Regions from separate parts of the Mus musculus genome. Here region 1 is linked to region 2. The links are chromatin loops, found by intact Hi-C in ENCODE. Cell type or tissue: left cerebral cortex. All regions are shown on one strand. Each heading gives the region's core, and the rest is flanking DNA. Links, peaks and the distances in the headings are about the cores only.

Evidence for each region. A loop is a pair of places that touch in the nucleus more often than their neighbours do. Peaks named below come from ENCODE experiments on the same cell type or tissue, not always from the same donor. Only the 100,000 strongest peaks of a DNase experiment are listed, where the experiment ranks them.
Region 1: a loop joins it to region 2, with 2.0 times the contacts of the local background. A loop is called at or near these places in 1 of 42 quality-filtered maps.

Annotation. Positions count from the first base shown.
Region 1 is chr7:81,019,790-81,028,115 of GRCm38, reverse strand. Zfp592 (zinc finger protein 592) reads right to left here. Exons shown (of 10, transcript NM_178707.4): 3 at 2,607-4,845. The coding sequence starts at 4,826. Among named protein-coding and RNA genes, the nearest start is that of Zfp592, 30 kb to the right of the region's middle. In left cerebral cortex, for the core only: a CTCF peak has its summit at 3,828 (motif pointing right); DNase peaks (open chromatin) are centred at 2,102, 3,312, 3,935 and 4,297; H3K27ac peaks cover 528 bases.
Region 2 is chr7:80,899,102-80,907,427 of GRCm38, reverse strand. It overlaps Wdr73 (WD repeat domain 73), which reads left to right and starts at 6,159. Exons shown (of 8, transcript NM_028026.2): 1 at 6,159-6,243; 2 at 6,717-6,784; 3 at 6,992-7,080. The coding sequence starts at 6,203. It overlaps Nmb (neuromedin B), which reads left to right and starts at 2,366. Exons shown (of 3, transcript NM_026523.4): 1 at 2,366-2,607; 2 at 3,122-3,294; 3 at 4,925-5,201. The coding sequence starts at 2,451. The coding sequence ends at 4,960. In left cerebral cortex, for the core only: a CTCF peak has its summit at 4,056; DNase peaks (open chromatin) are centred at 2,242, 5,723 and 6,170; H3K4me3 peaks cover 2,105 bases; H3K27ac peaks cover 1,587 bases.

The sequences.
Region 1 (8,326 bases), core at 243-8,242, 120 kb before region 2:
CAGAGCAGGCTATTATGTCTAGTTGTACTTTTCTGTAGAGCCCACAAGAACGATGTAGTGTAAGAGGTGCCAGCCCTGATTCTATGCCAATTTCTACCTATGCACAACTCTAGAATTTGGGTAAAAAGCAATGTGGAAAATATCATAGACCCAGGCACCAGACCTCCATGGCCAAAGATCTTCAATGACCAAATTCAGAAAAAATAGTCCTAGCCCAACTCAAGTATGCTAGGACATCAAGAACATGGACGTCCTGGGAGAGGGTGCTGACTACACTCCACACGACTCATCACAAGAAATATAAACAGAGAAGGTGAAGGTAAGAGGCTACAGTGACTGGTTTGAACAAGATTGACCCCATGGGTTCATATATTTGAATGTTTTATTTGAGAGAGATTAGGAGGTGTGGCCTTGTTGGAGTAGATGTGGCCTTATTAGAGGGAGTTTGTCACTGGGGGGTAGGGATGGGAGCTTTAGGGTTTTTGAAAGCCCAAGCCAGTACCTGCAGACCCAGAAGTAGCTCTCAGCTATGTTTCCAACACCATGTCTGCCTACCTCTTGCCATGCTTCCTTTCATAATAACAATGGATTAAACAGCTGAACCTGTAAGCCAGGTACAATTAAATGCTTTTTTTTTTTTTTTTTTTTTTTTTTGGTTTTTCAAGACAGGGTTTCTCTGTGTAGTCCTGGACCTCACTTTGTAGACCAGGCTGGCCTCGAACTCAGAAATCCGCCTGCCTCTGCCTCCCAAGTGCTGGGGTTAAAGGCATGCGCCACCACGCCCGGCCGAAATGCTTTTTTTCTGAGTTGCTGTGGTCATGGTGTCTCTTCACAGCAATAAAACCCAATCTAAGACACTTTCTCTTGGGTAATTTTTGTATCCTTCATGGCTGTTTTTCTGTCAACCTGATACAGGCTAGAATTGTCTGGGAAAAAGAACCTCAATTGACCAAATACCTCCATCAGATTGTCTGTGGGCAAGTCTACAAGGCATTTCCTTATTAATGACTGGCATGGAAGGGCCCAGCCCAGGTAGACCAGACTGGACTGTCTCTGCCTCTCACGTGCTAGGATTAAACATGCACCTCCACATGTCTTCTTTAAAATAAAAAATCTATTTATTTTATGTTTATGTGTGTGAGTGTTCTGCCTGCATGTATACGTATATATCATGTACGTGTCTGGTGCCTCTAGAGGTCAGATCCCCTGAAATTGAAGTTATGGGTGTTTGTTAGCCATCAGGTAGGTGCTATATCAATCCAGGGTCCTCTACAAGAACAACAAAGAGCTACCACTCTAATCTCTGATTAGTTTTTATTACGAAAAGAAGAGCAAACTAATACCCACTGAACTAAGGGAACCAAGTGAAGGAGTAAGTTGCCGTGTCTTGAAAGGAGCCCTAGGGATGGCTCAATGGGTAAGAGCACTTGTGTGCAAGCAGCAAGGACCCGAGGTAGAGAGACCACCCCTGGGTGCTGCCCCATGTGAAAATGCTGTGCATGGCTGTGCGAGACTGGAGCCCAGGGCAGAAATGGGCAGGTCCTGGAAACTTGCTGGTCAGTCAACCTAAGCAGAGCAGGGAGCTTCTACACCAAAAAGACCAAAACGTCAAGAAACTAACTCTCTCTCTCTCTCTCTCTCTCTCTCTCTCTCTCTCACACACACACACACACACACACACACCTGAAGGCCTTTCTGTTTTTTAAAGATGAAGTCTTGCTAAGGATAGCCCTCCTGCCTCCAGCTGCAAAGTGTTTTGACTATAACTGTACTAACACAGCTTAAGGCTGCCTTCTTGACACAATCTGCTAGCAATAGCAATAGGGCAGAAAAAGGGTAAGCACCAAGTGCCTTTAAAAACAAACCACATATCTCACCAACTACAGCCAACAATCAGAATAAGCAGAAAAGCTCAACTCCTTTTTTAGACTTAGAGAACATGGATGAAGGATGGAGACCTACAAACCCTCTGCATGGAGCCTACATCCCTACCCACTCTCCTTTCCTCCTCAGCTCTGCCTCTGGCCCTATCTCCAGAGAAATTCTGCTCAACAGCTGTGTACTGAGGGGTGGAATGTTCTTAGAAAACAGACTACTAAGGGACAAACACAGTGATTCATCTACTCCCATCCCCAGGTTCTCGGGGTACTTGCCAAAACCATGTTACCATGGTTGAGAGTCATGGTTGAAAGTCCAGAAAGAGACCTAAGCCCAAACAGGCCTGCATTTGGATCAAACTCACTGCCAATCTGGGTGGAAGTGGAACATGGAGCCTGCCCAGAGAGACAGTTTTGTTTGTTGAGACAGTCTTGATCTGGTCTCAAATTTGCGATCCTTCTGCTTTAGCCTTATAAGTACTACAATTATAAACAAATACCCAATCCCCTGGCTAAGCTCGTTGGATCTCCAGGCTTTCCCCACCAGTATGGGTAGGATTATCTTCCCAAATAAGAAACCAAGTACTCTGTATTCAGATGATATGCTAACCATTAAGCCAGATGTCCCCCTCTAAGACTAAGATTCTACCTCTGCTCCCATTCTAAGTCCCCATCATGGAACTTTATGGGCCTGAGGCTCACCACCCAACAATGTGATGGTCTACTCACTAGCCCCTCGGTTTCCTCTGTTGTCCTCTGGAAATGTGTAGCCAGGACCATATAATCTCGCATCTGCTTGTGACACTCAGGACATTTGGTTCCATACCGGATGAGCCTCACTGGGTCTGGATAAAGTGGCAAGGCTGGAATTACAGAGCTGGCATTGTCCAAAGTGGGGCTGGGTTTGGGGGAGGAAGAAGCGGCTGGGGTTGCTGGTGCAGTGGAGTTCACGGGAGCCGCCACAAACATCTGGTCCGCAGAGATGGGCTTCACAAGCAGCTGAGAGCACTGCATGACAAGTCCCTTGCTCTTGTGGTCACGGGCATGCCGAAGCAGACTGCACTTGTTGAAGAAGAGCAGTGTCTTAGAGCACAGTGTGCACAGCACCTCAATGTGGACACTGCGCCGGCTATAGTGCTGGCTCAGGCTCTTCTCTAAGGCAAACGCGTCTCCGCACTCCAGGCAGCAGTACCCACTGGCCGGCACGTGGATTCTGCTGTCTGCAGGTGGGCTGAGATTTGGCGCATAGAGGGGCACAGGGTTAGAGCTGTGAAGGACCTTGTTGAAGACCTCCACAATTAGAGGGGCGGCCTTTTTCACCTGGTGGACCAGGGGCACTGTCATTTGCGTGACCTGAGGCTGGCTCCGTCTCTGTGCTGAGGACTTGGCAGTCACAGATGCGGCAACACTGTGGGGGACCAAGTTCAAGTTGGCCAAGTGCACAGCTTTGGGCAAGAGACTGGCAGCGGGGGTTGATGCCTGAGGTGCTGTGCTCTGTTGCTTCTTGCTTGCCTGTGAGTTCAGGGCAGATCCTTTTGGGACCCTGGACCCAGAGATGCGGCAGGGAGATGAAGAGTCACTGGTTTTGATCATATTCTCATCCCCTTTTCTGTCACCCTGGGGGCTCCCTGAATGTATGCCTGCCTCAGAAAAGTGCTCTTCCACAGGCATGGCTGTGCCTTCATCCCCTGGTGCCTCACTTGGAGCCTCAGTGATTGTGCTCCCTGCAGGGGACTCAGCAGGGGACTTGCTTGGATCATCAGGGTCTGGCAGGATCCTGGTAACCGTCCGTTTGATTTCCCCCGATGATGTCTTAATTGTTTTGATTCTGACTTTGGGAATTGCTGGTGGGGAGCTGGCAGCCACAGAAGGAGACCCTTTGCTGCTGCTGTCACTGCAGATGCTCCGAGGGCTATCAGATGGCTTGATACTTTTTCTAGTGGCCTCTAGAGGGCTCCGGGGACTCTTTGGTGACTTGGGCATTTTGGGGCTGCCTTTAGAACCCTCTTTAGTGGGCCCTGAGGAATCCTTTGTGTGACCAGGCTGATCCTCTTTGGTGACATTGGCCACCCTTTTGGCCTGTAAGGCCACCAAGGCTGCAACACAAGAGGATAACTTGGAATGGGCTGGCTTCAGACGCTGCCTAGGAGGGACAGAGGAGCAAGCACTAAGCTCTGGAGCAAGCTTCTTGGGCTCTCCAATACTGTTGCTAGGGTGACTATTGAACTCTAAAGCTTCCCCAAAGAACCGACTGGAATCCAGATCTTTGTGAGGCTCCACCACCTTCTGCCCACCCTGCTCATGCTCCTGCTGGCTCTCTAAAGGCAAGGGTTCTGGTTTAGGTTCTTTCTTACAAAAGTGATCAAACATGTGTAGTTCCGGGACTGGGAATTTTGACAGAGCTTCCAGGACTGGGCCTCCCACAGTCCCAGGAGGAGGTGGGAAATAACTGTCAGAGTGCTTGGACTTTATCCCAAACCCATTATCTTTGACAGGATCCTCAGGCTCTGGGCTAGAGATTGGGCTGAACTGGTTGAAGGTGGGTAATGGCTCCGACTTGGAAGGCTCTAGCTTGCTTGTGAAACTCCTAGCACTGTCTCCATTTATAAAAGTAGAATCAAACTTCCCACAGTGGTGGGAGTCTGGGGGCAGGTCTGAGCCCCGGAATCCATTATGTAGGAGACTGGGAGCAATGTGGTCTTTCTCTGCTTCAAACGACTCTTGGCGGCTGGTGTTCTTGACAATGACACTCACGGCTGGCACATCTGGGGCTGATCCTGAGTGCGACAAGGACACATTCTCATCGATACACATGCCTGAAGACTTCAGGGGACTCTCATTCTCCTCACTGGGAGCCTGGATGGCCTCCTTTGCATCAAGACTTGTGGGATCTGGGATGTCAAAGGCAGCCAGGAGATCATCAAAATCTGGAGTTTTCATATCCCCCATGGCTGGATGCTGACAAGTACTACAAGAAAAACAAAGAACAGAGTCAATTACCAGCAGGGCCTCTCTGAATTGTCTTATAGCATCTGTATTGAACACTCATCATACTAATACATATATGCAGCGGGCTCACTCCTGCAGAACCCCACCTTCTACGATAAGAAGTCACATACCTGAGTTTTACTCTAAGGTTTCTAGCCTGCTGAAAAGTAGAAAAGGCTAAAAGAGAAGCTTACATGTAGTGACAAACTTGCCTGGACAGTCTTAATTTCTGGGTGGCCCCACAACCAAAAGAAAGAGAGGATGCCTTGCTATCCAATAGGACCATACCCCACAGGTCTCCTTATCACCCCTGCCCTCACAACCTATATCTAACTAGCACATGTTCCCCTTCTAGGTGGCTCACATATTTCACACATACAAATATTAGAAATAAATGGTGCCTAGAGTTATCTGCAGCTGCTGCCAAGAGGATCTTTACTGAATGTATATGTATAGATTCTCATACTTATATACATTCTCTCTCTTCTCCCTTTCCTCCTCTTTCCATGCTTCTTCTTCTCCTCCTCCTCCTCCTCTTCTTCTTCCTCCTCCTCTTCCTCCCTCCCTCCCTCTTTCTCTTCCTCTGTCTTGTCCTCCTCCTCCTCTTTCTTTTGATTTTTGAGACAGGATCTCGCTCTCTAGCACTGGCTGTCCTGGAACTCAATATGTAAACTAGGCTGTCCTTGAATTCACAAAGATCCACCTGTCTCTGTCTCCCAAATGCAGGAACCAAAGGTGTGCTCCACCACACCCAGCTGCTGCTGCTTCTATTAAAACCTCTTTTAAAACATTTTTTAAGTATATGAATGTTTTGCTCACATGTCCATCTGCACAGCATGTGTGAGCCTAGTGCCTCTGTCCGTAAGAAGGGGGCAGACACCAGATCCCGTTATGGAAGGTTGTGGACCACTATGTGAATGCTTGGAATCAACTGAGATCCTTTGCAAGAACAAGTGCCAGTAGCTGCTGAGCCATCTCTACAGCTTGCTTAACAAAGACAATAAGATAGAAATAGAAAATATCATAAGATAAAGCTATACCATCTATAGTCTTAGAGAACTGACCTCAAGGCTGAGGGGATGGATCCTTCTATCTGGCTGCCTGCATCTAGAGACTCCAGGACCACAGTAAGTGGGAGGGTCATGTGAGGCAGGAAGATCAGAAGGTCAAGGTTATCCTTTCTTACATAGAAGATTCAAGGCCTAGACTAATACCTAGGAGAATGGGTAAATATTTGACTATTACTTAATCAACAAAACATGGTTGATAATCTACATAGCAACAAAGAAAATTATCTGTAACTGAAAAAAGACTAATGCAAAAGTATCATCACATGATAACAATATATTATAACATTAAGTATTTGTTGAAGCTATCATTGAAAAGAAAACTGTTTAGGGTAATGAAATTACTAACAAGTTATTTTAGTTAGTGAACATCTGCTGCACTAATAAGTTCCTTCTATAAAATTTAAAAAGAAGAGAAAAAGAAGAGAGGGACTAGAACCACAAGGGAGGCAGGCAGCATGATCTGTTACCAGGCCCTGATATCAACAGGTTTGCAGGTTTGCTTTTTCACATCACAACCACCCACACTCCAAACCTCCACAAAGCATATCTCCCTGCCTAGGAGTTCTCATGGAAATGAAGAAAGTATATTCCCTACCCTTGGGAAGATATCCAGTTATGGATAAATAAAATAGCAATTATTTAATCAGGGTCAGCAGACTGCCTCACTGGAATGAGATTAAAGTTTTCAATTGAACAGATATTTGTCTCCTGGACTAGGTGCTGGAGTCCTTAAACAACAGGCAGATCCCAGCATCCGACTGCCAAGCGAACTGATGTGCAGGGCAGCATAACTACGAAGAAATGCTTTGGGACCTTTGCTTCAGACGCTTCCTCCCTCCATTTCTTCCTGCCTTTCAATGCCTAAGGGGAGAAAGCTGAAGAAAGGTGGGACCGATTGGTCCTGCAGTGCTGGGGAAAAGCACACAATGGTCGGGAGTAAACCATTTGCTGGAGCCCAGTGTCCTTCAGAAAAGGACAAGGGTTTGATGAAGAGTTATTACATCAGAGTAAGTAATATTCTCTATAACTTTAATTTTTTAATGGCAATTTTTTGTGGTTTTATTTATTTATTTATTTATTTATTTATTTATTTATTTATTGGTTGTTTTGTTTTGTTTTGTTTTTCAAGACAGGGTTTCTCTGTGTAGCCCTGGCTGTCCTGGAACTCACTCTGTAGACCAGGCTGACCTTGAACTCAGAAATCCACCTGCTTCTGCCTCCCAAGTGCTGGGATTAAAGGTGTGTGCCACCACGCCCGACTTTAATGACTATTTTTAATGATGGTTTTGAAACACTAACTTTTAGTCCACCACCCACTAAAGGTAGTGGAAAAGAAAGGATACAGGAAAGGTAGACCTGTTTAGAAATGGTTCTTTGAAACAACTCCAGTCTGTGTTGTCTGAAAATTGGCAGTTTAGTTCACAGGTTAGCAGCAGCAGCTCGATCCACTCGTAAACACTTAACTGAAATATTAGCAGTCCAGTTTGGTAGAGTGGGGTTAGCACCAACGGTGGCAAGACCTAGCAGGAATAGCCAGGCCTCAGCCTCGGCTAGAGTCAGCAGGAGGGACCAGCGCCAATAAGAACGCCAGGAAAGTTCTCTGCTCTGCCTCCCTTCACTGAGGGAGCACAGATCAGTGAAGACGTGAGAGCGACAAGCGTCCGCTACCTAAGTAAGCCAGGATCCGCCCCCCATGTTTGTCCTTTTCATATTCCCCCTTGTCTCAGCATGTGACTTGTTTCGGCTGACTTCACTCTGCCAATCAACCCGAGTCCAAGGAAGTAGTAAGAAACTGTAGCACACCACCAAAGGTTTTTTGGTATGTTTTTACAAACATAGTTCAACTATGTAATGTAAGGTAGAACAATATGTGCCTGTTGATAGCAAAGAATCTTTCATCATATGTCCTTCTGCATGCTTGTTTTAGTAAAACATCATTTTACCTGTCTGTGTTAGTGAAACATTCTTTCACAAGTGTCTTAGCCTTTCATCTGAGTCCATTCTAACTAAACATTTCTTCACATGTTTGCCCCAGCAAACACCATCCAACACAAATGACTTTCTAAAAAACCCTTAAGTTTCCGCTTCAGTTCTCCCACAGGAATTCGTCATGGGTTTGCAGAAAATGATCAGACATAAAATATATTTGCTAGAAGTCAGTTAGCTAGTACAGGAGTGCTAGTGTGTACCTACAGTCTCACCTCTCGGGAAGGCTGAGGTAGGAGATTAAGAGAAGGCTAGCCTGAGCTATAGCAAGACTTCATCTCAAAAAATAACAAAACTGCGGGCATGGTGGCGCATGCCTTTAATCCCAGCACCTGGAGGCAGAGGCAGGTAGATTTCTGAGTTCGAGGCCAGCCTGGTCTACAAAGTGAGTTCCAGGACAGCCAG
Region 2 (8,326 bases), core at 217-8,216:
GATTCCCAAGTGTTAAAACCTCTTTGGCCACTCAGTAATGTGGCACACATTCCAGCACTGGAGAGGTTGAAACAAGAGGATTTGGAGTTCAAGGCCAGCCTTGGGCTCCACAGTGAGTGTAAGTCTCTAAAATCCCAAAACATTTTTAGAAACCCTCTTTGGGGCTGAAAATATTACTTCAGTGTGTAACTGTCACCTTACGTGCACCAAGGTTCCGTGCAGTTAGGGCCGCTGCCTGGCCTGCCCACTTTGCAGGGCTTCCCGGCATCCTGGGCTCTCGCTCTCTTCACTGAGTAGCAGCTTCCTGGCTTGCTGTGTGTGTCAGATCCGTGAGCCTGTGAGAACAGAACTCAGTGTCACGTGCAGGAGAGCAGTGAGCTGGGAGAGGTAGTGTCACTAGCTCTGCCCCCAGAGAACTCAAAACTCACCCCGGTGCTGAGCGGATACAGGCGTGGGAAAATGGCGTGCATGTGTTAGGGGGAGCTGTGTGTGTTCTCAAAGCTTTGGGTACATCAGGCAGTGCCCCAAAGGTGTCATGACAAGTAACGAAGCCTCTGAGGTGATCTCTGACAGTGACATAAGAGAGAAGCTTGTCAGGTGAGTTCCTTCAAGCATTTAAGGAAGTCAGCACTCACTAAAGTCAATACTGTTTCCTTTGGTTTCTACGTCCATGGACCAAAGCGACAGTCTGAGCATGTGATAGATGCAGAAAAGCGGGAGGCAGCCACACAGGGAAGATTAGTATGGGAAGGTGATAAGAGCTATATCTGAACACCATGGCTAAGCTGTGACAAGAAAGCAGGGAGGTGTGAATGTCAGGTTGGAAGTGAGAAGCAAGGAGACTGAAGGGAAAAGCCAGGGCCAGAAATGGACTGTCACTGTCCCGTGTGCCACACTCCAGAACCTCAGTAACACGGCCTCAGAAAACTTCCCTGGGCCTGGGGGATGAAGGCTAAGCTTAGGCAGTGCTTGCCGTGCAAGTATGAGTACTGAGTTCAGATTCCCAGCACCAAACGCAAAGCCAGGGGTGTGGGCCAGCACCTAAAATCCCAGCGCTAGGCAGGTGGAGAGAGGAGGGTCCCTAGGCTTGCTGCCCAGCCAGGTTTGAGTCAATGAGCTCCAGTTTCAGCAAGAGACCCCGCCTCAAAAAGTAAGGTGTAGGCTGGGGAGATGACGAAGTGGATAAAAGCACTTGCAGCCACAAGGCTGAGCTAAGTTCAGATTGGTAGAACCCACATGACAAACTGTATGTACTGACACATACATGCAATCAGTGTTCCTGTGGTGAGATGAGAGAGATGGATGGGAGAATAACCCAGAATCTGTGGGCCTGCTAAACTGGACTATATGACAGACAGCAGAAAGAAGGACACCCTGTCTCAAACAAAGCAGAAGGTAAGAACTGACCCAGTAAAGACAGCAAACCAAGTAGAGTGGCTCACATCTATAATCTGGTACTTAGGAACCTGAGACAGGAGGCTTGCTATAAGTTCAACTCAATCTGTTCTATGTAGGAGTTCCAGGACAGAGAGCTACATAGCTCATGTCCCAAACAAAATAAAAAGATTATGCTAGGCAGCACAAATGATGCAGTAAAGGGTCCAAGACCTAATACTCTATTCCATCAGTCACTCCTTGACTTAGTTTCTAATGAGTAAGTGAACTCTTGTGAACAGGAAATTGGTGTCCCCTCCTGCCCCTCCCACAATGCTGGGTCGGAGCACATATCTGCCCCTGATCATTCAGGGATGCCACTGATGACTGAAGATACTTTCCAAGACCAATAAGAACAGCTCTGGAAGGCAGAGTTCTGCTTCTCCACAAGTAGTATGGTTATTTCCGTTTTACACTAGAGAAGTCATCTGGCCCAGCAATCTTTCCACTGATCTGACCTACAGTATGATAAGCCAGGCCCTTTAAAGGGTACCACTACTAGGAGGCAGCTCCTCACTCCCTTCCCCATAATTCTGTCCCCGTTCTGGGCACAGAACTTGTCCAGGTTATCCAGTGTGTGCCATTTGTGAGCACAAAGCAGGGCAAACAAGGCTCAGATGGTTTGAGACAGGAGGTGACAGGATTCTTGAGTTCCTCTGCGGGATGATGCCAAACACATAGACTGCCAAAAGCAGGGCTTCTTGTTCTGCTTTAGCTTTAAGGAGAAGCTTTGAGGGCTGAAGTAACAACTTGATGGAAACACAGAAAGCTGTGTTGGTGGCCTTGGGAACCACCTTTGCTGGGGACGATGCCATAAGCACGCGAGTGTGGTGGGTTTCTAGGAGAAACCGGGATGCAAGGCTGTGTGGGCGGAGCCTGCGGGGCGGGGCTCTGGGGCGGAGCGAGCTCCGCTCCTCAGGCAGGCTCCGCTCCCGACTGTAGTTTAAAAGGCTGGAAGGCGGGCTTCGAGAACTAGTATCCTGAGAGTGCCAGAGAAGAGCCTGTTTGGCACAGCCATGACCCGGCAAGCAGGGAGCTCTTGGCTCCTCCGTGGTCTCCTGCTCTTCGCATTGTTCGCTTCCGGCGTCGCTCCCTTCAACTGGGATCTCCCGGAGCCCCGCAGCCGAGCAAGCAAGATTCGAGTGCACCCTCGGGGCAACCTCTGGGCGACCGGTAAGTGTTAGGGGACCCCCTATAAGCATGCCTCATTCTCCTTGGTCCTCAGTTTCCTTTTCAACACTTTGGAGGCTCTTGGTAGCGGAGCTCCTGCAGTCGCGGGGGGCTCATCAAGTTTAACAGATGGGAATCTTGAGACCCTAGACATGGCTAAGATAACCCACTCAGAAAGTTTAAGACAGAGATTAGATCCGGTTACCAGTCGGTTAGGCAGACTGACAAGTCTTCTCACCTCATGTCTTCTCTGCATCCATTTAGAGGCACCTTCTCCACTTCCTTCCCTGGCAGGTAGTCTCCCTGGTCCTGGGCTATCTACCCGTCTTCTATCCTCCAGCGGGTCAGGAAAAGCTCAGGATGTCAGCTTTGCCTCCACCCAGAGATCTGTGGCTTCTGAGGATAATGTTTCTTGTCTTCCCTCTGTGAGAGCCGAAAGGTCGACTAGACCAGAGCTTGCTGTGGTGATGGGGTCCTCATCTTGAGCTCCCATGTACCTTGGCACCTCCTTTCTTAGGTCACTTCATGGGCAAGAAGAGCCTGGAACCCCCGAGCCTGTCACTGGTGGGGACAGCACCCCCTAACACCCCGAGGGACCAGAGACTACAGCTGAGTCATGATCTGCTCAGGATCCTCCTGCGAAAGAAAGCTCTAGGCATGAACTTCAGTGGCCCAGCTCCCCCAATCCAGGTAAGCCCCCTCCCCAGTACCAGCATGGAAGAATTGCTGCCCAGCATGTCTTCAGGGTGGGACTGCCTAGCCAGACGGTAATGGATTCCAGAAAGCCAAGGTCCCAGGGCTCAAAGGGGGAATATCCCAAAGACTGGAAAATGACGCAGCAGCCAGACTACATGGGGGAAAAAGTTCCTCCTTGCCCATCCCCAGTCTGACGTCGCAGACTAGGAGTATTCTAGCTCTTAAATAGAGTGTTCTCCAGGCCACACAGCCTTGTCCACCCCAGCTGTCATTAGCCAAGCCCACCTTTGCCATGCCAGGCTGTGCTTGTGTCCCAAGCTGTGATCCCTACGGCCTTGAGGTGGAAGGGAAGTGACCAGTGGTGACACCTCAGAACCAGCCTGCTTTCCAGTCTCCCATCCACTTCCCAATGCCAGTGTTCCTGACAGTAAAGGCTCTGCAGGGCTGTCCTTTGCATTTGAGATGCTTAGCACATCCCTGGTCTCTACCCGCCAGAGGCCAGTAGCACATTCCCTTCTCACCAAGTTGTGATAACCAAGATTCCCTGCAGACCAAGAACAATGCACTTGCCTGCAGTCCCAAATGCCTCATAGGTTGAGGCAGGAGGATGGTTTGAGATCAGGAGTTTGGGAAAAACAAAAACCAAAGCCTTCGGACATGAGTGTCGGTGTCCCCCTGGTGGAAGTGGGCTTGACTCACTGCTGGTTGTAAAGCATTGACCTGTGGTGCTCAAGGCCTTGTGGTGCTGCCAGGTGGTGTGGCAGCTCCTCCGTTCTTGGCTCCTGCTGGTGTCCCCTGGTACTCATTGCTGTGTGCAGAAGGCAGTGGGATGGGTAGGATGCATGCTGGGGCCACACCTAGCTAACTAGCTAGGGGAACCTTAGAAATGTGTCTTCATCAAATAGAAACAACAGGCCCACCTCCCAGTAGATGAGATCATTTGTATCACGTGCAGTCCAGTTCTGGGCAACCAGAAAGCTCTTGGAAGCAGGAGTTCCTACCACATGTCTGCAAGCCTCTGGCAGGACTTTGCTATGACGCCCTTCCTACCCCTACTATGCTTAGCACAGTGTGAACATGCTCAGAGAAGAGACATTCCTTAGAAGCAGGTCTACCTCCAGTCCCAGCAAACATCCCTGGAACCCCTGATGCAAAAGCGAGAAGCTTGGGCTAGCTGAGTCCAGAGAGAAAGAGAGAGAGAGAGAGAGAGAGAGAGAGAGAGAGAGAGAGAGAGAGAGAGAGAGAGAGAGCGCATCACCTCTAGGGACATTATTTGGAAGACCTGAAATACCACGACCAACCAGAGAATCTCATAGAAAGCAATACTGCCATGGCCAGTGGCAGGGAGTGAGGTCTGCAGCAGAGCATGGGGGGTAGGGCATGTTGCTGACACTTCTCCAATGCCTTGGGCTTGGTTTCTGTGATGTCCTTTAGTTGTCATGACTACCCTGTGAAGTTGGGGCTATATTCTGGGAAAACCAATCCCCCTGACTCCTCAGGTCTTCCAGGGAGAAAGGTTCTCACTGAGAGGCTCAGCTGAGAGCCTGCAGCTGCCCTCCTGGGTACACTCAGCATTTCCCTGATTTGTGGACTCCAGAGTCAAGTCTTCCCTTCTTGCCTTCAGTACAGGAGGCTGCTGGAGCCACTACTGCAGAAGTGATGCCAATAATGGAACAAACCGGATGCTGGGCTTAGAATGTGTCCATCCAGGGAAGCTGACAATGGAACCCTAGCAGTGGCCTCCTCTGGATGTAAATCCTAAGCTCAAATGTGTTAATCTGTTACTGTGATTTCTGGTTGGGTCACCAGGAATGTTAATGATGCAGACACAAAGTCTTTCCTGCTGTATTTCTTGCTTCCCTGGTGAAGTGGTGAATAAAAATACTGCTCTTTACACAGAATGTCTGGGCCTCTCCTTCCACCCACATTTGAGGAAAGAGGGAAGGGTTCTGGAGGGTGGCATGTTCAGAGAGCTAGGGTGGTCTTAGAAAAGCCCCATCACCCCCCACCATGGCACCAGCCAGCCAGCTCTCAGCAGTCAGGTGTTGTGTTGGCTGCACTGATCCAGCCACGAGTGAGTTCTGCTACCAAAAGCTTCTTCCCCTGCAGTGGGGGGCTACCTACACTATGCTGCACTCGCCCCACCTTTGATCCCCATGGCAAACTTTAGTGCACTACCTGGTGCATACGGGAGAGAGCCACACTAGAATCCAGCCCTGCTGTGTTCTTTTTCTTCTCCGAATGTAGGGTCCTCCATACATGTTGCCAAAGTTATCGAATAAAAATTAAGTTGGAATGTCAGATACTTTGTTGATCGTGTCCTGTGTAACAGTAGACTGGCCTCGAACTCTCTATGCAGCAGATGATGACCTAAAACTTCTGATCAGTCATGCGCCACCGCGCTGGGTTTTTTGTCTATTTTTACGGGGTACTGAAAAGCTAACTCCGTGCATGCCGGGCAAGCACTCTAGCAGCTGAGCTACATCCCCAGTTAAACAAGATTCCTTTCATTTTAAAAAATAAAAAAGTCCTTAAGTATCCTTTACGGACAATACACGCAAACTTAAATTAACTGTTCACTTGAAGTGCCAATTAAGTCTGTATTGTACCTGCTTTGGGACACTGACAGCTCTTTGGCTGCACATTCTTGATCCTAAATATACATTAGGGGTATATTTGATGTCTCCGATCCTGCTTGTAGCTGACATCGATGGATCTGGTTTTTTTGCGTCGTTTTCACCCGGACTCTGCACACAGAACAGAAGAAACATCAACAGGGCTTCGCGCAGCGCTGAGCGCTTCCGCCCCAGCCAGCGGAAGACCACGCCCTCTCCTCGCGAGAGCGCGCGCCTGCCCAGGAAGTCTGGCTGGCGGAAGTGGAGCGACGGAAGCCACAGTTGCTATGGAGCTCGCTGAGGACTGGCTCGTGGAGTCTTTGCGATTGTAAATTGGCCCGTGGGCGGGTCTGATGGGCAATGGGAGAGGGCGCGTGCGGTTGTGGGCTCGTGGGCAGTGCCCAGGCACGGACCGATGGAGGTCCTGACCCCCGGCCTCTAGCTCTGGGACTCTGGGTCCTTTGTAAGCAAGTAATGTGACCAGATCCGCGCATGTGAGGGCTGATAAGGCACACATGGCCGGTTACCCTGGGCCGGATTCTAGGTTAACTTGAACACAGGTTTCTCCTGATTGTTCACCTCAACTTGGGGAAATCAACTTTATGGGAGTTCCGCAGGTGAGGAACCAAGGCTTGGTTCCTTATGGCCAGCCCGGTCTCATACACCAGGGAGGAAAATGCAGAAGAAAAGATTCAGCCCCATGTTTACCTAACTCCAGAGCCTGGTTCCACCAGTCCTTCAGCGATCTCCCAGTTCTTGGTTAGCTGTGCGTCGCGTGATTTTTGTAACCCTATCCTGCAGGTACCAAGACTTCCATGCATTTGACCTCTCAGGAGCCACTCGAGTCCTTGAGTGGATTGGTGAAAAAGGTAATATATCTTGCCTGCTACTAAACGAGATGCGTTTCTGCCTCATGGGCTGAATTTTAAAGTCTGAGCCGCTAGGGAGACCCATTCAACTTCCATCCCCTGACACAAGGCTACTCAGAGAATGGGGAAGGTATTGGGAGAATTTATAAATCCAGCCACGATCCACGATATTTCTAACTCTTTGTCATAGTTACTGTTTTATTTCAGGAGTCTTTGTTGCTGGTTATGAAAGTTTGAAAAAAAATGAGATTCTTCATTTGATACTACCTCTCAGGCTCTCTGTACAGGAAAACCAGGTAACTTAAATAGAGAAGCTGATTATCTGTGTCAATTTATTATGCATTTCTGGAGTGCCTGTTACTCTGCCTGACAAGTACCTGGGGCTGCCACAGAAGGAGGGGGGGGGGGCGGGCGGCGGCGTGTGCAAACCTTTAATCCAGGCACTTGGGAGGCAGAGGCAGGTGAATCTCTGTGAGTTTGGGGCCAGCTTGGTCTACAGAACGAGTTCCAGGACATCCAAGGTTACACAGAGAAACCCTGTCTCAAAAAAAAAGAAAAACAAAACCAAAGTCTAGAACAAGGCCCCTGTGCATGGGGATGAATGCCAAGGACAAGCAGGTGGTCGCAGGAGAGCTGCTACAGGCAAAGAGCAGTCTTACTTTATCAGAAATAGACGTGGGCTGGAGAGATGGTTCGGGGGCTCAGAGCACTCTGCGCTTCCAGAGGATCTGCGTTTGACTCCTGGCACCCACATTGCAGTTCACAACTTGCTGTAACTCCTTTCCAGGGCATCCAGCATTTGCAGGCAGGCAAAACATCCGCATACATAAAATAAATTTTAAAAATGTAGAGCCTTGAGAAGTAGTCAGTGGTGCAGTGCTCACAGAGCATCTTAGTCCCTCACAGACAAGAGATGAGGGAGCCATGTGGATGAGTAAGGTCGCCTGGGATGAGGGAGCAGGATCTGAGGCGGCAGGGCAGAGCCTTGGGGAGCACATTTAAATGATGCGGAGAAAGAATAGTCTTTGAAATAGGGGGAGAGAATGTGTGAGTGTAGCTAGTGGCTGCTCCTAGCCAGCCAGGGTTACACAGAACTTGTCTCAAAAAAAATAAAAAAAAAAAAAAGAAGAAAGAGAGAGAGAGGAAGGAAGACAGACAGACAGATGTGCCAGGCAGTGGTGGCGCACGCCTTTAATCCCAGCACTTGGGAGGCAGAGGCAGGCGGATTTCTGAGTTCGAGGCCAGCCTGGTCTAGAGAGTGAGTTCCAGGATAGCCAAGGCTACAGAGAAACCCTGTCTCAAAAAACCAAAAAAAAGAAAGAAAAAAAAAAGAAAGAAAACAGATGTTCTTAATAGAGTGAACACTTGTTACATGGTTGTTTTGTCTTTATTGCTAGAAAGACCCACCTTGCTTGTAGTGGGAGGGTGAGTGGGTTGGTGGTAGTAATCTTTGCATTCTTGGGTTAAGCTGTTTGTCTTCTGTGTCTTCCTCTAGGAAGGTGTAAACTGTTTTTGCCCCATAATCCAAGGGCTAGGACAGAC